Regions from separate parts of the Homo sapiens genome. Here region 2 is linked to region 1. A link is a loop called in an ENCODE intact Hi-C map of the cell type or tissue named here. Cell type or tissue: endothelial cell of umbilical vein. All regions are shown on one strand.

Region 1 (4,000 bases):
CCCATGGTGCCCAGGAAACCTATTGCATATGTAGAGGAAGTAGTGGAAGCATGTTATACATCACTGCCTCACGTGTTTCATGCATCGCTTTATTTTAAGAGCTATGGATCTACTCCAAAAATGCTATGTATTTAATTCCTGACTGCCAAAGGTGTTGTGACCTTGCATTTTAAAACACTTTCATATTTTTTCTTGCTTTATCTACGTGTTAAATTTAGAGACCCTTCCCTGACTATTTTTCATTGCTGTAAATTTGTTTGAAACAAATGCTTAAATGAGTGGGCAAGTGATGATTCCATCTGTGCTTCTTTTCTTTGTTGCTAAGCAAAAGAATTTATAATAACCTTTCTAGAAGAAAATCATGAAACTCAAGTTGAAAGTTTAGTACACAAAGCTTGTTTCATCAGTTTTATAAAAGTTTTTTTTATATCATTGTAAGAGAGTGGCTGTGGGGATTATTTAAATTCTGTATCTTTACAGTTGGGATAGAATTTAGTGCTACTTAAAAATATGTAATAAATAATAGGAAACCTTAACTTTTCTTTCGATACACCATTTTACTAATATTCCTATATTCCAAATTGCAGTCACTTAGTTGACTTAGAGAACACATGTTGTATACTGGTAGAGAGGCATTAGAACAAGTATTTTATACAGATACTGACTCTGTGCAGGCTGAAATAGCTCTGGAAACCTGCTATGAGAGTTGCTAAATTTTGTCACTTATTTATTTCATATGTTATAAATTTGAAGTAATTTGGGAATAAATAATTTTTTTTCAAAATGAAAGGAAGTCCTACTAAAATAGGTTCTGTTGCTTTAATATTAGAATGATTTATTTCAGGTAGGAATGGTGGGGAGAGTATATAATTTCTTACAGTATTTAACCTTTTTCTATTTAAATTGGTTTGCCTGTGGCAAAATAAGAACAGATTACTGGTACCCTAACCTCCAACCTTTTTAAAGGATTAGATGGACATTTTCCTTTAAGGGACATTTAATGGGGCAGATTCAAAGTACCATAAAGAAGAAGTGGATAGGCTGGGCGTGGTGGCTCACGCCTGTAATCCCAGGGCTTTGGGAGGCCAAGGTGGGTGGATCACCAGGAGTTCAAGACCAGCCTGGCCAACATGGTGAAACCCGTCTCTACTAAAAATGTAAAAATTAGCAGGGCGCGGTAGCGGGCGCCTGTAATCCCAGCTACTTGGGAGGCTGAGGCAGGAGAACCGCTTGAACCTGGCAGGCGGAGGTTGCAGTGAGCCAAGATCAAGCCATTGCACTCCAGCCTGGGCGACAAGACTGAAACTCCATCTCAAAGAAATAAAAAAGAAGAAGAAATGGATAACGCAAACCAGTTAATTTTACTCGGATTTATAATCAAATTTCTCCTTCCAAGTAAATTATTAGTGTGTGGTATCAAATGTGTCTGGCGAATTGAGGGATCTTTAAATATCATTAAGTCTTTAAGACTCAGAGTCGGCCGGCAGCTGCCTGCGTGTCTGGCTGAAGCCTTCCTGAACTAGGCTGGCTCTTTCTTGCTCGGTTTGGATGATACCAAGTAATTCAAAGTAGCGTAACAGGGGAGTGACTTAAGTCTCCTAAGAATTAGAAAGTTGCCTTAATTCTCAAAGCCTCATAAGTAATGGAGGACGTTAAATAGCAAAGAGTATAATTTAAACTGGGCTACAATTAAATGTGTGTGTGGCTATGTAGGAATGAAGCGTGTTTCTTCTCCTCCTGTACTCTCCCTCTCTTGACTGCGGAAATGGAACATCCTAAACAGTCTTTCTCTTGCCTTGGCTTAGCTGTGCTGTAGGATGGGACCTGGGCTTCTGTGTTGAGGTAACTTCTATTGTGAGGAAGAAGAGGGCGAAATTGTGTGGCATGATTTTTTTGTATGAAAAGTGAAGGGCCTATTCTTAATTTTGAACAACTGCCTGCTTTCTGATTTACTTTTGATCCGGATTTGTTGGATTCCTCACTGTACTGTGTAGGTTGAGCTTACAAAGGTGTGGATTTTGAGCAGTGCGATTACCCCCTTTCAGATTTGGGGTTGCTGTTGTTTTTGTCTTTGGGTTTTTATAAGGCGGGGAGGGTAAGGGGAAATGCCTAGGAAAGAAAATCATGTGATGTATGTGAATGCCGACATCGTCATAGGATCGGACTGAAGCCTTTCTCCCTCTAGCCTCTGAATGGAAACCAACTCAGTTCAAACTAAATGCATCTTGTGCATGGGCCAGATCCTCATCTGCCCCGTTTACTTACATAACACATACTAGTCAATCGAAAATAGTGATCCTCTGCCCTCTACCTGCCACACATTCGTGATTGAATATTTAACCCTTGTTTTTATTTGGTCTGAAAATCAAATAAGCAGTTGCCACAAAGGGGGAATTTGTCTTATGTCATCCATGATGTGGGTCCGTAATTACTTAAGCAGCCCCTTTATCTTAATCCTGAACATTGAACACAAGGAATCCTATTTTGAGGCCATGAAAATCGGTTATCGTTTTATTCTTTGTTACCTGAGTGAGAGGTGAGGGTAACGGTGGGCGAGTAGATGGGGGAAGTATTATAATAGTAAACTTTTAATGTTATTAGAAGGTTAAACATACATTTAAAAGATTTTTTTAATACATAATTTTTTCTTTTCAGTTGTAGTAAAGTTCCCTTATAATATGGTTATTATGACTTAATATTGTTTGACATACATTCAGGGCAGGGATTTAACTATGTGTGGTAGATAAAAACTTAGAGATAAATAAGAAAACAAGCAACAATCAGGTAACAAATTAACAAGTACTTTTCTTTAATGTTTTGCTTTGTCATATTAAGTTTTGTGTACAATTTAAGCTTATGTTTTACCATCTGGACAGGCAAAAATAGTAATCTCCACTCAGAAATGAAATCAGAATGACAATTAAGTAGTAAGATTTTCAGACTTTGTCCACAGTTTGTCAATGATAAATATTAGGGACCTTCCTACTGTAAAAAAGAGAAGGGGCCCCACAATATTTATGGGGATACATGTCATTCATGTGCCACATCTAAATTAATAGAGTGTATTGTGCACCTTTAATAGTGTCACTTGGTTTTTCTGTTTTCCTTCTATAATAAAATTCTATAGAGGTGACTCTTGCTGTCTCATTTCCTGGCAGCTACAAAAACAGCCCAAATATCTGCTTAATAAAAAAGCCCTTTGTTGTCTATGAAGGTCTTAAGGCTTTCCTTGATCTTGTTATATAATCCATGACGATGTTATTTGCTGACTTTGGGGGAGGGGAAGAAATGCCACCTGATTCATAGTTGTCATAAAAATATCCAAGATTCTCTGCATTTAGTTTAGCAACAGGAACGAGGGAACAGTTCACAATTGTGCCACAGAATTATTACTTCCCAAAACTCCTGCATGGACTTTCTACCTGAATGTTGTATGCAGTTGATTCATTTATCAACTGTATGTGCCTGGATTGTGAATTTCTTGTTTTTCCCCCTCACATTACCATTATCCTTACTACCAAAACTAAAAAGGAGGAGAGAGAAAATTCTCTGAAATTGTTCTTGCTTAGCCCTGTACAATTAGCCATACAATTTGTAAAAGGAATACTTTTTAAGAAGGTTTAAACTAGTCACTACTTTTCAAATCAGACATTGAGATGGTCAGGCTGCCTCTGGGCTTCATTATTTTATCTAATTGACTGATTCTGAATTCAGTCCTACACCACTGCACTCAGTTCTAAAAGCAAGGCTTTGTTTTATTCTGGGTATTACCTGGTAACCAGTCAATTAAGAACATTAGTGGAACTCTGAAGGGAAAGCACTTCCATAATCTCTTTGGAATCCAGTTGGGTTGATGCCAGTTGCTGTGTATTGGAAAAGAGAAGGAGGAATCAACCAATTAGAGCCCCCTTTTAGTGCTTGAGAAACCAACAATAAAGAGCAAGTCTTAATTCTGAAGAGCAGCCCTGATTAATTGAAATATAAATAACTTTTAAAAATC
Region 2 (4,000 bases), 580 kb before region 1:
CTGTCTGGCTACACAGTCCTCACGACTCTGCCTGCCTGGAAAGTTCTGATATTGGGTCTCCAGCCTTCTCCCCAGTTTCCTTTCCTTTTCTTAGCAAATCAATTAATGCAGATTTAGCCAATCTCCTCGCAATAACATGCCTTAATCCCCCCATCAAAGAGATCTCTTTCACACTTATTTTCCCTCTTGCTCCCCTATCCGTTGCTGTTTTCCTTTGTGAGTCTCAAATTTACCCTAATCCTGGCTCCTGTGCATCATACCTGTATGAAGGAAAATGAAAAAAGGTATCAAGGTGAAACCGGACAGAAAAAAATAACAAACTGCTGCTATCAGGCCTCCCAAATTATCTTGCAAGCAGAGGTCTCTCCCTAAAAAGCCTCCATCTCCCAGCACTTTGGGAGGCTGAGGTAGGTAGATCGCTTGAGCCCGGGAATTCGAGACCAACCTGGGCAACATGGCAAGACCCCGTCTCTACAGAAAATACAAACATTAGCCAGACGTGGTGGTATGTGCTTGTAATCGCAGCTACTCGGGAGACTGAGGTTCTGGGAGAATGGCTTGAGTCCAGGAGGTTGAGGCTGCAGTGAGCTATGATTGCACCACTGTACTCCAGCCTGGGTGACAGAGCAAGACCCTGTCTCAAAAAAAAAAAAGCCTCTATCTTTGCTCTTATCTTTTTTTCATTAAACTGGTTATTTCATTAAATATAATTCAGGATAAAGGAGATTATATCTTCAATATTTGGGTTTGTTTATTCTTAATACTATAACCAAATTATATTCTACTAATTTATACCATAAAAGTGCAGTGCCCAACAACACAATGAGTTAAGAAGGATTTTGTGGTGCTGGCCTGTAAACCTATCATGTATAATATTGTTTCTTGGAAGAAAATATATTCTGAGTTCCCCAAACAACCAACTTTGGAAGTGTGGGAACACAACGCTTTTGTGAATTGGGCATTTCCTCTCTGTCACAGATCAATAGTCAAACCATTCATGGATTGACTGGAAATACAAAAGAAAAAAAAGCATTAAAAAAACCCCCAAGAGAGTAGGAACACAATAAACCCATTTACTGGAAGGAATATAAAGTAGTAAACACTGGGCATCTGACTGTAGTCTGAGTTTTGTTAACGCCTTTCTCTGAAGCCTGAATGGTATTCCAGAAGGCCTCTCTGTTTTACATGGGTCATAATTTTTTCTTCCTTGTTGTATCTTGAGACAAACTCCAGGAGAACGTATCCCAGGCAAGGGGCTGCCTGGCTTCCATGGAGAGTACTGGTTGGGCCCAGAGGCAGGCATTGTGGTGCTGGAATAGTATGATAGAGCTCTCTCTGGGTGGGTTTTAACTTTGGTTGGAGAATGGTTGGATGTCAAGTGGCTGAAGGAAGAATCTTTTTGTGGGGCAGTTTTCTAGGGAGCCACATTTTGAAAGCTCCAGGAAACGACCAAATCTATTAATGTGATTTAACTTTCAGTATGTTATCAGGGTCCATCGGACCCAATTTTAGATTTTGAAGGTGTTTTTTTTTTTCCTGAGAAATTCTAACAATTTGTAAGGATTGGTATTTCATGACTTTTGTTTGTTTTCAGAAGTCTTCTGAAGATGAAAGATAACATCTAGTTTTTAACAAAAATAGAATAAAACTCATTCTATCTTGAAGTTACCATATGACTATTGAAATAATTTATAAATTGATGATGTATCATAGGATCTTAGAGATCTTAATTTTCTTATATCTTTAAACATCTTCCATTTTATCACCCTAGAAATTATTTCATCATTACTCATCAATTATTGCCAATTATGGTAAAAAAAAAAAAAACACCAATAAGAAATGGGAGAATCATGGAATCACCTAGAAGGATGATGCAAGAATGAAACAAATTATCACTGTTGTATCATCCTTCAGGTTTTTGATCACATTGCCTGAAGTATTACATCATTTCTCGAGAAAGTATAAAAGAAGACAGAGGATACCATTTTTGTAGTCTTCTTCTTCTTACTTTTATCAAATATAGTTGTAAATTCAGCTATATTTTTCATTTTTCTGCACAAACTGTAAAGAGAAGAAAAGTGACAGAGGAAAATGTTGTACAGTTATTAGTCAAATCAGAAGATGAATGCAGAGAGACAGCACTATGGAAGACTCGATAATGGCGAAACTGACTGAAGTGTATAAGCAAAGTCTCAGACTATGAGTCCTACATGATAATAACCTAGATTAATTTCCTCAGATTTAAGGATTCATGAGTAAACAATATATTTCTAAGGATAACAAAAAATATGATATTCTCATCCTGTTAGTCATTCAACAGGAATGATTTCATCACACTATATTTTGCCGCAAAAACTTGGAGCATCCTGTTTTGCTAAAAGAATGGGGGCCAATTTTTTTTTTTTTTACTTTTTATGTTTGTTTATTGAAATTTTCTTGATACAGTTTGAAGGGGACAAATGATGAAGTCAGATCAAAGGTGAGTACAAAGATGATTGAAAAGAAATAGGTGGTATGGAAAGGAAAGAAAAAAATCACTGGACTAAACATTCTAATTGGTGTTTATAAATTTAAAAATAAAAATGCTTTTCAATTACAGAGAAAAGAAGATGACCATCTTCTCCTGAACAAAATTATGAACTGTCAGAGGTTTCAAAGGTAATAAGTTTTATGATGCAAGTGGAAGAAGAACCAGAAGTAATGATGAGCTAGAACTTATCAGAGATTTCCTTGAAATCAGGACTTGGTGTTTATAAGATGGGTCTGTCCCAGGCTTATGCATGACAGCTGGTGAGCAGTTAGTTGCATGCAGAGGACATTGCTCATTTTGGGCCTATCTACACTCAAAACCAGGAAAATATGCTGTGAAAATTTGCTATTACTAACGTCTCTAATAAAGTTTTAAAAAACGATCCTTTTAGTCTTACTTCTGTAGATTTATTCATAAACATAGAAAGGATCCATTGGACCCTGATGGTAAAAGATGATGATGACATTTTCCTGCTACACCGGGGGCTAAGAGTTTAGGGGCAAAATATTAAAACAAAAATGAAGTAAACTCCTTTAGCAAATGGGAGTCACTGTAGAGGTCTCCATCCATTCCCAGCCCTTTCTTACACAGGCCCACCATTGATTGATGATTACTTTAAAGATGGATGGTTTGAATGTGAGACATCGTCACACAGCCTCTCTGTTTATTCCTTTCTTTGGTGTAACTCAGTTCTTCTCAAATTCTGGTGGTGATAAGAATTACTATACAGGACTGATAGAATATCTCATGGACATTATATCTTAATGAATATTTTACAGACGTTTTAAGATTAATTTTGACCACAGAAGCTTTTCACTTTGAAGATTTTAGAATCTAACCCACTCTGACATATATTCATTCATTCAACAAACTCTTGTGCATGTCTGTGTACTAGATTAGGTGTTGCATCCTGGGAAACGGAAAAGATAGACACAGTTGCTGCCCTTATTGTGGTAGCAATCCAGAGGGAGGAAGCAGTAATTTTTATAGCATCACATGGCAGGAGTTACGATACAGATGAACCAGGAGAATGGGTGAGGGACATGGGAAAGGTGTCAACGATGAAAAATGTTAGTTTTTATACTCACTTAAAAAAGTAGAAATTGGATCCTGGAGAATTGGAGGGTGGCATTTCGAGGATGGAGAAGAGGAGAAAGAAGAATCCAGGCAGATGGACCAACACACGCAGAGGCCTAGAGGAGCGAGCAAGCAGCATGTTGCAGAAGCTGGGTGATTTGGCATGGCTAGGAGGGACCGTGTTTCGGGGAGGAGAGGACCCACAGTTGGAACCTTGACTGGGGTTAGACCCCAGGACTTGGTATATCTGGCTTCATCTGCAAGTAACAGAAAGCCCAGCGCAAACCTCTTAAACAATAAAGGAGAGTGCATTGTTCCAGGAAGTCCTGAGGACGTGGGAACTGCAGATGGATTGGAGGGGAGACCCCTGAGTCAGGGACCCATTGAGAAGTC

Evidence for each region. Hi-C counts contacts between places; a loop is a spot of excess contacts. Peaks named below come from ENCODE experiments on the same cell type or tissue, not always from the same donor. Only the 100,000 strongest peaks of a DNase experiment are listed, where the experiment ranks them.
Region 2: it touches region 1 in a loop (8-fold over the local background); 2 of 110 quality-filtered maps call a loop at or near these places.

The regions. Positions count from the first base shown.
Region 1 is chr5:173,916,413-173,920,412 of GRCh38, forward strand. The region is part of intron 2 of CPEB4 (cytoplasmic polyadenylation element binding protein 4); the gene reads left to right. Among named protein-coding and RNA genes, the nearest start is that of CPEB4, 30 kb to the left of the region's middle. RefSeq lists an enhancer at 1,591-1,850. In endothelial cell of umbilical vein, no CTCF peak of the experiment used is centred here; DNase peaks (open chromatin) are centred at 1,649, 2,189, 3,269 and 3,839; H3K4me3 peaks cover 1,374 bases; H3K27ac peaks cover 3,124 bases.
Region 2 is chr5:173,332,211-173,336,210 of GRCh38, forward strand. It overlaps LOC124901137 (a long non-coding RNA gene), which reads left to right. Exons shown (of 2, transcript XR_007059056.1): 2 at 2,600-2,912. Among named protein-coding and RNA genes, the nearest start is that of STC2, 5.8 kb to the left of the region's middle. In endothelial cell of umbilical vein, no CTCF peak of the experiment used is centred here; a DNase peak (open chromatin) is centred at 2,271; H3K27ac peaks cover 2,177 bases.